3 separate regions of the Homo sapiens genome follow, and all the other regions are linked to region 3. A link is a contact called in ENCODE Hi-C or POLR2A ChIA-PET data. All regions are on one chromosome and are shown on one strand. Each heading gives the region's core, a stretch centred on a gene start or an enhancer-like site at or near the end of the contact. The rest is flanking DNA. Distances are from core to core; before and after follow the strand shown.

The links. Hi-C counts contacts between places; a loop is a spot of excess contacts on that map. ChIA-PET counts read pairs that join two places held with the same protein, here RNA polymerase II (POLR2A). Pooled maps may share reads with other maps.
Region 1: a loop to region 3 is called in a pooled map, with 2.1 times the contacts of the local background. The contact joins two enhancer-like sites. A Hi-C loop is called at or near these places in 4 of 37 single-sample maps with no recorded cell type and 3 of 50 pooled maps. POLR2A ChIA-PET finds 5 or more read pairs at or near these places in 8 of 52 experiments (CD4-positive, alpha-beta T cell, MCF 10A, activated B cell and 5 more).
Region 2: a pooled map shows a loop between it and region 3 (6-fold over the local background). The contact joins the promoter of PORCN-DT here to the enhancer-like site in region 3. A Hi-C loop is called at or near these places in 2 of 37 single-sample maps with no recorded cell type and 2 of 50 pooled maps. POLR2A ChIA-PET finds 5 or more read pairs at or near these places in 4 of 52 experiments (GM12878, MCF 10A, RWPE1 and 1 more).

Annotation. Positions count from the first base shown.
Region 1 is chrX:48,486,240-48,490,555 of GRCh38, reverse strand. It overlaps FTSJ1 (FtsJ RNA 2'-O-methyltransferase 1), which reads right to left. Exons shown (of 13, transcript NM_012280.4): 13 at 4,206-4,316. Among named protein-coding and RNA genes, the nearest start is that of FTSJ1, 12 kb to the right of the region's middle. RefSeq lists a silencer at 1,235-1,468. Within about 2 kb of position 3,040, at least 5 of the 41 ENCODE cell types and tissues checked have a DNase peak (open chromatin) inside an H3K27ac peak, as active enhancers do.
Region 2 is chrX:48,506,444-48,510,842 of GRCh38, reverse strand. PORCN-DT (PORCN divergent transcript) reads left to right here and starts at 2,004. Exons shown (of 2, transcript NR_135596.1): 1 at 2,004-2,124; 2 at 3,788-4,317. It overlaps PORCN (porcupine O-acyltransferase), which reads right to left and starts at 1,851. Exons shown (of 15, transcript NM_203475.3): 1 at 1,740-1,851; 2 at 887-1,059. The coding sequence starts at 1,022. RefSeq lists a silencer at 1,625-2,024.
Region 3 is chrX:48,548,692-48,553,048 of GRCh38, reverse strand. The region is part of intron 3 of TBC1D25 (TBC1 domain family member 25); the gene reads right to left. Among named protein-coding and RNA genes, the nearest start is that of TBC1D25, 11 kb to the right of the region's middle. Within about 2 kb of position 1,893, at least 2 of the 41 ENCODE cell types and tissues checked have a DNase peak (open chromatin) inside an H3K27ac peak, as active enhancers do.

The sequences.
Region 1 (4,316 bases), core at 1,791-4,290, 64 kb after region 3:
TCCCCTCATACCTGGCCAACACGAGTCTCTTGAAATCAGCCTTGAAACTGAGAGCCAATTAGCTGCTCAGACTGCCTTAACAAAATACCTCAGACTGGGTGGCTTAAACCACAGACGTTTATTTTCTCACAGTTCTGGAGGCTGGAAGTTCAAGATCAAGGTGCCGGTAGGGTTGGTTTCTGGTGAGGCTTCTCTTTCTGGCTCGTAGACAGCCACCTTCTTTCTCTGTCCTCATGTGGCTTTTCCTTTGTGCGCCCACAGGGAGAGAGGGAGGGAGCTCAGGCATCTCTTCCCTCTCTAATGAGGACACCGGTTCTATCAGATTAGGACCCTGCCCTTATGGCCTCATTTAATCTTAATTACCCCCATCTCCAAATACAGTCACATTGAGGATTAAAGCTTCAACAAAGGAATTTGCTGAATTCACAATTCAGTTCACAGCAGACAACAAAGGGAGCACTACCTTGAGCAGTTGAGGGAGGCCCCGGCTCCCTCCTTTTCCTCAGGTGCATTCCTGAGATGTGTTTGTGCAGGAAGGAGAGGGGTAAGGACAGGCATGAGCACAGCCTCTCTTGCAGAAATAGAAATCTTTATTGCTTGCAAAGTACTGCACTTTTTTTGTTTTGTTTTGTTTTTTGTTTTTTCTTCAAAACAGGGTCTTGCTCTGTTGTCCAGGCTGGAGGGCAGCAGCATGATCTCAGCTCACTGCCGCCTCAATCTCCCAGGCTAAAACGATCCTCCCACCTCAGCCTCCCAAAGTGCTGGGATTACAGGCATGAGCCACCATGCCTGGCCAGTACTGCACATTTTCCAAAAGTTATAACTTAAATGTAAAGAGTTATAATTTACATACGATAAAGTTCACCCTTTTGGCATACAGTTCTCTGAGTTTTGACAAACAATAACAGTTGAGTAGCCGCCACCACAGCAGCCAGAGGGATCCTGTTGCAACCCAAGTCAGCCCGGGGCCCTCCTCTGCTCGGAGCCCTGCCATGGCTCTCATCTCTCTCAGAGAAAAAGCCAAAGTCCTCTCCGTGGCCCACGAGGCCCTCCGGGCCCTCCTTGACCTCACCGCCCGCCACTGGCTCCTTGTTCACTCTGCTCCTGCCCCACTGGCCTGTTCTTCAAATGTGCCAGGCACCTCAGGGCCATTGCCTCAGGGCCCTTGCCTTTCTTTCTTTTTTTTGAGACAGAGTCTTGGCCTATCACCCAGGCTGGAGTGCAGTGGCACAACCTCAGCTCACTGCAACCTCCGCCTCCCAGGTTCAAGTGATTCTCCTGCCTCAGCCTCCCAAGTAGCTGGGATTACAGGTATGTGCCACCACGCCTGGCTAATTTTTGTATTTTTAGTAGAGACGGGGTTTCACCATGTTGCCCAGGCTGGTCTCAAACCCCTGACCTCAGGTGATCCACCCACCTTGGCCTCCCAAAGTGTTGGGATTACAGGTGTGAGCCACCACATCCGGCCCTTCGCCTTTCCCTGGATCACTCTTCCTCTAGATACACCCTCCCAGCTCACACTGACAGGGAAGAGTGCACTCCCAGGTTTACACTGACTGCTATAGGGACCTTCCCAGGGTCACACAGCCTGGGGTGTGGATCCTCTTGGAATCACACAGGTGAGGGTGTAGACACTCATGATGTTACTAGATTTTGGAGTAAGAAATCCTGAGGTCATGCTGATTGTGGTGTAGCCACTTCTGGGGTCACACAGAGTAGGGTGTGGCCACTGCTGAAGCATCACAGACCGGGATGTGTTCTCTTAGGGTCATACAGATTGGTGTGTGGGCAACACTGGAGTCACGCAGACTGGAGTGACTTGGATCACCGAGTTTGGGGTGTGGACACTTAGGGTCACACAGTCTGGAAAAAGGACATGGCTAAGGATACATAAACTGGGAAGTCAGCACCACTGTGGTCAAGTGACTGTGATGTGGACACTCCTGGATTCCCATAGGTTCGTCTGGGGACACTCCTGTGGTTACACGACTTGTGAAGTAGACTCTGCTGGGGTCACACAGACCCAGCTGTGGATATGCTTCGTCTGTGTGACTGGGGGGTGAATGTCCCCTGAGTGACAAAGATTGGCGAAGGGACACCCTTGGGCTCCCAAGACTTGGTGTAGATCCTTCTAGACTCCCACTGACTGGGGGGAGGGACACTCCTGGAGTCACACAGACTTTGTTGTGGACACTGTTGGTGTCATACCCACTGGAGTATAGACACCTCTCAGGACATGCAGATAGGTGTGGACACTCCTGTGGTCACACAATTTGGTGTGAACATTCCTCTGGTCACACTGACTGGGGAATTGACTCCTGTGTGTTTACAGACACTGGGGTGTGAAGACTCCTATGGTCACACAGACAGGGCTGTGCCCTCCCCTGGGTCACCCAGACTGGAATGTGGACCCACCAGTAGTCACTGGCACTGGAGTTTTACACTCCTGTGGTCACAATGACAGGGGAGTCGATAGTCTTCTGGTCGTACAGATGGGGGAGTGCACCTGCCTGAGGCCGTCAAGATGGGTATAGACACACTAATAGCCAGAGACTATGGGGTTTGGACAACACCAGGGTCACATATGCTGGGAACTGGACATTACTTGTGTCATAAAAACTTGGGTGGGGACACTCCTGAGGTGGCTGGACTGGGGCAAAACCACTCCCAGGACACCACAGACTGAGCTGTGGACTCCTCTGTGGTCACCGTTTGAGCTACACATTTATGGCACCACTAAGATGGCTATGGAAACTCCAAGCCATTGCCACTGCTGGACTCACAGAACCTGGCGTGAGGACACTCCTGAGGTCTCACAGGCTGTCGTGTGAACGCTGCTGAATTTGCACTGTAATGGGTGTGGCTACGCCTGTGGTCACACGGCCTTTTGTGTGGACACTTCCGCCATACATTCTTGGGCTGTGCATATTCACAGATTGGGGTGTGGGCATTCCTGTGGTCACACTGACTTCGGTGAGAAGACTCCTGGGTTAAGTCACCATGGTGTGGACACTCCTAGACTGACACAAACTGGGGTCTGGACATTCCTGGAGTCACACAGACTGGGGTGTGGTTATTTTCGTGGTCAGAGACCGGAGTGTAGACATGCCTATGAACACACGCTCCAGAATTTAAACACCATTTCTGACTGGAGATTGGACAATGGTTTTCCCAGACTTGAGTGTGCATACTCCTGGGGTCACACATGGTAACTGGGGTGAGTCACAGTCAGGTGTGGAAACAGCTGGGGTCGCAGACTGGTATGTGGATACTCCTGAGGTCACTGGACTGTGGCGTGGATAGTCCTTGGATCACAGAGTACGTGAATTTCTAAGGACACAGGATTAAGCTGTAGAAAACAGTTCTGTTCGTGTAGCTGGGGAGTTTCTGTCAGCTCCTGTTCATTAAGTTATAGAAATTTAGGACTGCAGTCCAGGTAGACTTTCTGACATTGCTTTTTTTTTTTGAGACAGAGTCTCACTCTGTCGTCCAGGCTGGAGTGCAGTGGCGCGACCTCGGCTCACTGTAACCTTCATCTCCCGGGTTCAGGTGATTCTCCTGCCTCAGTCTCCTGAGTAGCTGGGATTACAGGCATGTGCCACCGCACCCAGCTAATTTTTGTATTTTTGGTAGAGACGGGTTTCACTATGTTGGCCAGACTGGTCTCAAACTCCTGACCTCAAGTGATCCGCTTGCCTCAGCCTCCCAAAGTGCTGGGATTACAGGCGTGAGCCACCACGCCTGGCCCTGACGTTTCTTTAAGACAGGTTTTTAACCTAAAAAATTTGTTCTGAAGTCTGGGTGCGGTGGTTCACGCATGTAATCCCAGCACTTTGGGAGGCCGAGGTGGGTGGATCACCTGAGGTCAGGAGTTCGAGACCAGCCTGGACAAAATGGTGAAACCCCGTCTCTACTAAAAATACGAAAATTAGCCGGGTGTGGTGGCGGGTGCCTGTAATCCCAGTTACTCGGGAGGCTGAGGCAGGAGAATCGCTTGAACCCAGGAGGCAGAGGTTGCAGTGAGCCAAGATCACACCACTGCACTCCAGCCTGGGTGACAGAGCGAAATTCTGTCTCAAAATAAATAAATAAATTTGTTCTGCAGAACCCTTTGGCATCTGGTTAAATCTGTGAACCCCTTCACAGAATATTTTTAAAAGTATATACATACACATACACACACACACAATTACAATGGAAGCCAATTACATTGAATTACAATTATTACTATATATTAAATTGAAACAAAATTGAGATGCAGTAATATATGGGCTTTTTAATTAATACATCAACTTACAGGATCTGCTATCATTCCA
Region 2 (4,399 bases), core at 755-3,254, 42 kb after region 3:
AGCAGGTTATTCAGGCAATTCAGGAAGATGATAGATAGATAGATGGATAGATAGATAGATAGATAGATGGATAGATATACAGATAGATAGATAGATAGACAGATAGAGCCAGCTAACGTGGCAAGATGTTGACAGAGAATCTGGTGATGCATACGTGGGTGCTCACTGTACTATTTTTTCAACATTTCAGTAGCTTTGAAAAATTTCAAAATAATAAACCTGGGAAAAAATAGAACATCCATTTAAAATTAAAAAAGAAAGAAAGAAAAAAGAAAGTGTAGAACCTTCGGATCTCAGATTTCCAGAAATCTCCGCCTCCTATAGGAATCTTGGGGACTTGGAATCTTTCATTAAGATACAGGCCTGCTATGACTGTGGAAACATTTCAGAATCCTAGAATCCAGAAATCGCATCATGCCCTGATTATAGAAATCCACAATGCCAACATTTTAGAAGTCTAGAATGTGAGAATTTCAAATTGTCAGAATCTCCAAACGCTGTAATCATGGTACTTTGGGATTCCATAACCCTGTGACATCAGCATGCCAATGTCTTATAACCTTGGGATGTAGACATTTCAGAATCCCAAGATCCAAGAATCTCAGCTTTCTGGAATCCCAGAACTCAGGAATACTGAAGGGCATGGCTTGGCATGGCAGGATGTGGCTCGGTGTGGCATGGCATGGGGTGGCTGGCATAGTAGGATGTGGTATGGTGGAATGGGGTTTGGCCTGGTGGGATGTGGTGGGGCTGAACATGTTGGGGTCCAGCTTGGACATGCTAGGGCCTGGCAGGATGTGACAGGGTAAGGTGTGGCTCGATATGGATGAATGTGGGAGGTCTGATATGGCCTGGCATGGTGGCACACGGTATGGCAGGCACTTACCGAGCCTCCAGAGGAGGCGGCAGGCGAGGCAGATGGCAAGGAGCAGCCAGATCTGGTCAAGGCCCTGCTGGGCAGTAGGCAGGAGACAGCCTTGCAGTAGCTGCTGGAAAAATTCCTGGCGGCTAAAGGTGGCCATTGCAGACCCCCACGGATGGATGGCCAGATGGATAGATCTGTCAAAGCAGGGACACAGAGGGAGCGGGTGTCCGTGGGGCAGACCTCGCTTAAAGGATGCACTCTGGCACTCACATTTCAGTTTGGGGCTGCCCAGCCCATGTAGAGGCACGGTACTGGAGGACTGGGGGAAGGCGTGAGAAGTCAGGTACATCAGACTGAGCCACCAACTGTGTGCATGTGGGTGTTCGGCATGCACACGCACAGCCTGTGACCTGGAGTGAATGAAGGACCTCTGTCTCTCCAGTGCTGTGAACAGTCCAGTCCGATGGTGATGGGATGGCATACATTTCAGGCCCATATATCAAATGGGGCGGGCGACGGGAAGGGGAATCCCTGGTTTCCAAGGTAGAGTCGCTCTGAGTGGAGGGCAGAGAGGGGGATTCTGTGACACTTGGGGGCCGTGTGCATCTCTCCTTGTATGGATGCGGCGGCACGGGGAGGGGGGGTGTCCTGTATCCTCCGCGCCCCCCATCTCATCCCCACCCGGCGAGAGGCCGCCAACAAAGTCCTGCCCAGGTCCGGGGGCTGCAAGGAGGTGGTGGTAGGAGACATAGCCTGAGGGAGAGTCGGAAAGGTGATGGGGAGGGGGTCCTAGCACTCGCGCTACAGATCCGCCTGGGGAGGCCGGCCCAGGGATGGGAGCTGGGGAGCCGCGTGCGCACTACTGGCGACCTACCTGGCAGGAAAGAAGCCGTGGTCCTGGGGACCGAGGACGCGCTGCCGCCGCCGCTGCCTCCTCCGGGCAGCCTCCCCCGCAGGCCGCAAGGCCGGGACCAGCAGCGGCTCCCAGAGCGGCGCGGCGAGCGGGCCCTTTAAATCCCGGGGCGGCCCGGCCGCCGGCTCGGCCAATGGGAGAGCAGGAGGGGGGCGGGGACGGGGACGCGGAGGAGGGGAGCAGGAGGATTGAGGGGAGACCGGCGCGGGGGGACGTCGGCGCGCAGGACGTTCACGCCCGCACCTTTCCGGCCTGTGGCGGTTTCAGCCCCAGACCGTCTGCCTCCGGAGGATTTCTGGCCATCCAAGAACAAACTTCCGAATCTCCAAATTTCCAAGCCTTGGAAGTGAGAAGGGAAAGATGGGGGAGGGAGGAGGGAAGCCGCTGCACCCCCAAATAGTCACCCGCGCACGTCCTCTAAATACCGTGGTGTCCCCGTTTCACAGATGGGAAAACAAACCGAGATCTCTCCTTCCCCAACCTTTGAGAGAACCGAAGTAACTCCCAACCCTCCCACCTCCTGGGACCGGCCAGGAACATTTATAAGTAATGACTGTGTCACCTAGGAACACAAATTAGGCGCCTGTGCTTCCCCTGGGGACGAGCTGTGAGCACTTGGCGTGTCGTCGTTGAGAAGTGATTTGCATGCTTAATTCCCCAGCAGACTCTTTGCTTCGAAGGTGACCCCAGCGACTAGTAAATGTTCTCTGTGAACTAGAGGGAGGCTAGTACCGAGCACTTAAAAGGGGGGCATTTATAAAGCTCTTAAGGGCCAGGCTCGGTGGCTCACGCCTATAAACCCAGCACTTCGGGAGGCCAAGGGTAGGAGGATAGCTTGAGGTCAGGAGTTCGAGACCAGCCTGGCCAACATGGCGAAACCCCGTCTCTACTAAAAATACAAAAATTAGCCAGGCGTGGTGGCGCACGCTTGTAATCCCAGCTACTCGGGAGGTTAAAGCAGGAGAATCAGGAGGCAGAGGTTGCAGTGAGCCAAGATCGCGTCATTGTGGGCTACAAGAGCGAAACTCCGTCTCAAAATAAATAAATAAAGACTGGGCGTGGTGGCTCACACCTGTAACCCAGCACTTTGGAAGGCCGAGGCGGATGGATCACCTGAGGTCATGAGTTTGAGACCAGGCTGGCCAATATGGCGAAACCCTGTCTCTACTAAAAATACAAAAAATTTAGCTGGGCGCCTGTAATCCCAGCTACTCCGGAGGCTGAGGCAGGAGAATCACTTGAGCCCAGGAGACGGAGGTTGCAGTGAGCCGAGATCACGCCATTGCACTCCAGCCTGGGTGACAAGAGCAAAACTCCTTCTCCAAAATAAATAAATAAATAAACAAGAGCGAAACTCCTTCTCTAAATAAATAAATAAATAAAATAAAAAAGAAAGCGCTTACACTGGCCCCATCCGCACCTCTATCTGCACCAACACTAAAGATTTATGTAGCACCCGCCTTCTACCTACCCTACTGCTGCAGTTTCTAGGCATTCCCCTTTGTACCTAGGCTGATGAAGGGCCTATTTTTCCAAAAGAGCACTTACTGGGCGCTTACTGCACTACATGCTTAGCTGTGACGTGGAAGGGAGAAGGAAGCCCAGGTCAAACTGGACGCCACCCTGACCTGGGCAGCCAACTGAAACAGATTTTAATCAGATTAACAATGGCCTGTATGGAGCTGGGCAAGTCATGTTCACTCACCCGTCTCCATTGTCCTTTTCTGTTAAACAAAAGAGTGGGCTTGGCAGGTTTTTGCTGGGAAACACCAATGGTAATTGAAGAGAAATGTATATTTTCTCTCTATTTTAACATGAAGTTAAATGGAGTTCTAGCTCATAAATTAGTATTCATGTATTACAAACAAAAAACATTTAATACGGTAAGAATATGTATATATAAGGAATAATAGCTTAGACCAGATGCACAAATATCAATTCTTTTCCTTAACAGCAGAATACAGGACATACATTTTATGAATTAAATTTCATTTTAATTTTTTTCTCAGTTGTCAAACCCACTCAAGTTGAGTCAACAATGACCCACAGCACCTACCAGAAATACTTCCCTCAATTGCAAGACTTGGCATTTAAAACTGGAAGATTCTTACCACATGTGCTCCTGGGCTTTGCGGACTTGATTGTTTCCATCTAGGCTTTTGACCTGTGTCACAAAGAAGTAGGATCTAGGTTTTAGGATATATAACGAACATCTACAAATCCGAAGAGGACAAACAATACACTTGGCAATAGACATTGGGTACAAATAGGTAATTCACAGCAGAAGAAACCTAAAATGGTCAATATGTATAATATATGAAAAGATAACCCAATCTCTTTACTGCTCAGGGAAATGTAAAATTAAAACAACAGTGAGATATAATACCATTTTACATCTACCAGATGTTGTGCTTCATATTTTTATCACTGGAGCTTAGTAGAGGGTGGACACTCAATAAATGTCTGTGGTCATTCTAGGTTGTGGTTTCTGGGGTGTTTTAGATGAGCTCTCCATAATTAAAGAGATACAAATTAAAAACAATGATATACTATTTTTCACTTATGGGACTGACAAAAATGCCAAGCCTTATAATGATAACATATTTGCTCTCTCTCTGTCT
Region 3 (4,357 bases), core at 644-3,143:
GGAAGCCGAGGCAGGCAAATCACTTGAGGTCAGGAGTTCAAGACCAGCCTGGCCAACATGGTGAAACCCCATCTCTACCAAATATAAAAAAACTAGCCGGGTGTGGTGGTGCGCTTCTGTTACCCCAGCTACTCAAGAGGCTGAGGCAGGAGAATTGCTTGAACCTGGGAAGAGGAGGTTGCGGTAAGCTGAGATTGTGCCATAGCACTCCAGCCTGGGCAACAGAGCAAGACTCCATCTCAAAAAAAAAAAAAAGTTGTCTAAGCAAAAGCTAGAAGTTAAGGGTTAGGGACCAGAAAACGAATAAGAATTACAAGTGTTCCAAAGCTCCATTTTAAAGGCCAGAAAAAGTGGGAGAGATTAAAGGAGAAAAAGTGGCCTAAAGATTTCACTGTTGGGGCGGGGTGCAGTGACTCACGACTATAATCCCAGCACTTTGGGAGGCCGAGGCAGGCAGATCATGAGGTCAGGAGATCGAGACCATCCTGGCTAACACGGTGAAACCCCGTCTCTACTAAAAATACAAAAAATTAGCCAGGTGTGATGGTGAGCGCCTGTAATCCCAGCTACTCGGGAGGCTGAGGGAGAATTGCTTGAACCCAGGATGCAGAGGTTGCAGCGAGCCAAGATTGTGCCACTGCACTCCAGTCTGGGCGACAGAGCGAAACTCCATCTCAAAAAAAAAAAAAAAAAAATTAGCCGGGCATGATGGTGTGTGCCTGTAATCCCAGCTACTCGGGAGGCTGAGGGAGGAGAATTGCTTGAACCCAGGATGCAGAGGTTGCAGCGAGCTGAGATCGTGCCACTGCACTCCAGTCTGGGCGACAGAGCGAGACTACGTGTCAAAAAGAAAAAAAAAAGATTTCACTGTCAGTTGCCTTAAAAAGCATAAATTCTGCTATGACGTTTTTACGAGAGGTATGAGAGACATACCTAAAACTAGGTGACACAAAAAGGTTAAAAATTAAAGAATCCTAAAGGTATATCTGGTAAACACAAACAGAAAAAAATAGTAGCCATGAGAATGTCAGAAAAAGCATCACTCAAGGCCAAAAGCATTTAACACAAAGAGACATTTTATACTGATTAAAAAAACCACCCCCTCAATCCCACTAATAAAACAGGCAGAGGCCAGGCGCGGTGGCTCACGTCTGTAATCCCAGCACTTTGGGAGGCTGAGGTGGGCGGATCACAAGGTTGAGACCAGCCTGGCCAACATGGTGAAACCCCATCTCTACTAAAAAATACAAAAAAAAATTAGCCAGGTGTGGTGGCAGGTGCCTGTAATCCCAGCTGCTTGGGAGGCTGAGGTAAGGAGAATCGCTTGAACCTGGGAGGCAGGGGTTACAGTGAGCTGAGATCGCGCCACTGCACTCCAGCCTGGGCAACAATGTGAGACTCCCTCTCAAAAAAAGGAAAAAAAAGGCCGGGCGCAGTGGCTCACACCTGTAATCCCAGCACTTTGAGAAGCAAGGCGGGCGGATCACAAGGTCAAGAGATCGAGACCGTCCTGGCCAACATGGTGAAACCCCGTCTCTACTAAAAATACAAAAATTAGCTGGGCGTGGTGGCGCGTGCCTGTAATCTCAGCTACTCAAGAGGCTGAGGCAGGAGAATCGCTTGAACCTGGGAGGCAGAGGTTGCAGTGAGCCGGAATTGTGCCACTGCACTCCAGCCTGGCAACAGAGTGTCTCAAAAAAACAAACAAACAAACAAACAAAAAACAGGCAAAGAATGTCTACAAACACAAACTCACCTAGTAGCAAAACCTGATCTGAACTGACAGGAGACTATATATAGTCTTTATATAACCCACGTAGTGTGAATATGCACACATTTCCCTGAAGAAACATCCAAGTGTTTCATTGTGGGCTGCTTGGCTGCTGGCCCAGACCCTGCTTGTGGTATTACATAATATTCATGATACGCGCATTTCCTTATCATAAAATTGTCAAACTTCCCAAACCCTAAATTAATATATAAACTCAGTGCAATGCCAGTCAGAAATTGAATGGGGGTTTTTCCTGGAACCGGATAAAATTATCTTAAGGTTTCTATAGAAGAATTCACATTTAAGAATAGCTAAGACAGGCTGGGCGCGGTGGCTCATGCCTGTAATCTCAGCACTTTGGGAGGCCGAGGTGGGTGGATCACGAGGTCAGGAGATCGAGATCATCCTAGCTAACACGGTGAAACCCTGCCTCTACTAAAAATACAAAACATTAGCCGGGCGTGGTGGCGAGCGCCTGTGGTCCCAGCTACTTGGGAGACTGAGGCAGGAGAATGGCGTGAACCCAGGAGGTGGAGCTTGCAGTGAGCCAAGATTGTGCCACTGCACTCCAGCCTGGGCGACAGAGCAAGACTCCATCTCCAAAAAAAAAAAAAAAGTTAAGACAAAGAACAGTGGGAGGATGGCAAAAGCTTATCGCCTGTAGTCCCAGCTACTAGGGAGGCTGAGGCAGGAGAATGGCGTGAACCCGGGAGGCGGAGCTTGCAGTGAGTTGAGATTGCGCCACTGCACTCCAGCCTGGGCGACAGAGCGAGACTCCATCTCAAAAAAAAAAAAAAATTTGACCACAAAACCACTGTCATAAAAATAACATGGTGTTAGCACAGCAGTAGACAAATAGAGCCCATTGGTAGAATGCAATAGAAAGCCCAGAAATAAATCCAAGCTTGTATATATGGAAACTGAATATGTGACAAACGTGGCATTTCGAATCACTGCAGAAAAGGTGATTATTTAATAAATGATGCTGGCAGGCCGGGCGCAGTGGCTCATGCCTGTAATCTCAGCACTTTGGGAGGCTGAAGTGGGTGGATCACCTGAGGTCATAAGTTCGACACCAACCTGGCCAACATGGCAAAACCTCATCTCTACTAAAAATACAAAAATTAGCTAGGCATGGTGGCGGGCACCTGTAATCCCAGCTATTTGGGAGGCTGAGTCAGGAGAATTGCTTGAACCCAGGAGACGGCGGCTGCAGTGAGCTGAGATTGTGCAACTGCACTCCTGCCTGGGCGATAAGAGTAAAACTTCGTCTCAAAAAAAAAAATTAAATTAAAAAAAATGATGCTGGCATAATTGACTATCTTGATTTTTTTAAAGCTAGGTCTGCTTATCACAATGCTGACAGAGAAAAGATTTATATGTAAAAAAGAAAACAATAAGCATAGTAGAAGAAAATATAGAATATTTGTATAAGCTTATGGATGGGGAACATGTTCCAAAGTAATAGGAGAAACTCAGCCAGGCACAGTGGCTCATGCCTGTAATCCCACCACTTTGGGAGGCCCAGGCAGGTGGATCACTTGAGATCAGGAATTCGATACCAGCCTGACCAACATGGTGAAACTCCATCTCTACTAAAAATACAAAAGTAGCCAGGTGTAGTGGCACATGCCTGTAATCCCAGCTACTTGGGAGGCTGAGGCAGGAGAATCACTTGAACCCAGGAGGCGGAGGTTGCAGTGAGCCGAGATCGCGCCATCGCACTCCAGCCTGGGCAATGAGAGTGAAACTCTGTCCCTCCACCTGCAATAAAAAGGAGAAACTCAGAAATCATAAAGAAAAAGATAGATATCTGTGTAGGCGTGCAATCAAATGTTTAATTTTGATAGGACAAAACAGATCCATCCCGTAAGCAAAGCCAAAAAACAAAAGATCAACTGGGAAAAATATTTGCAGTACCTATGATAGAAAGGAGGTTGGGGGCTGGGCACGGTGGCTCCCGCCTGTAATCCAAACACTTTGAGAGGCCGAGGTGGGTGGATCACTTGAGGTCAGAAGTTCGAGACCAGCCTGGCCAACATGGCAAAACCATGTCTCTACAAAAAATACAAAAATTAGCTGGGCATGGTGGTGCACACCTGTAGTCCCAGCTACTTGAAAGCCTGAGGCAGGAGGAGAGCTTGAGGTCAAGGCTGCAGTGGGCCATATTTGCGTCACTGCATTCCAGCCTTGGTGACAAAGAGAGTCTCAAAAAGAAAAAAGATTCATATCGGAAAAGTACAAATTGGTCAAAGGTCTAGGCTTTGTAATCTCCCAACTGTAGAGGTGACAGAAACTGGCTTTTTCCCAGAAAGAGGGACTGGGCCATCCAAACAGTCCCAACATGTCTGTTGCTTTCACAGCCATGAAAATGATCATGAGAATGCCATTAATATGTCTAATGATAGCTCCATATATTGGACACTTACATATTAATGTGTAGAATACCTTATGTTAAACACATACCGTTTATGTGTACAGACACGCAAATATGAATATACTCACATATGTGGATAAATGTGTGTGTAGGGAGTGTAAATAAGTAAAGGACATGCAAAGTTACACATCAAACCGATTCCCTCGGGG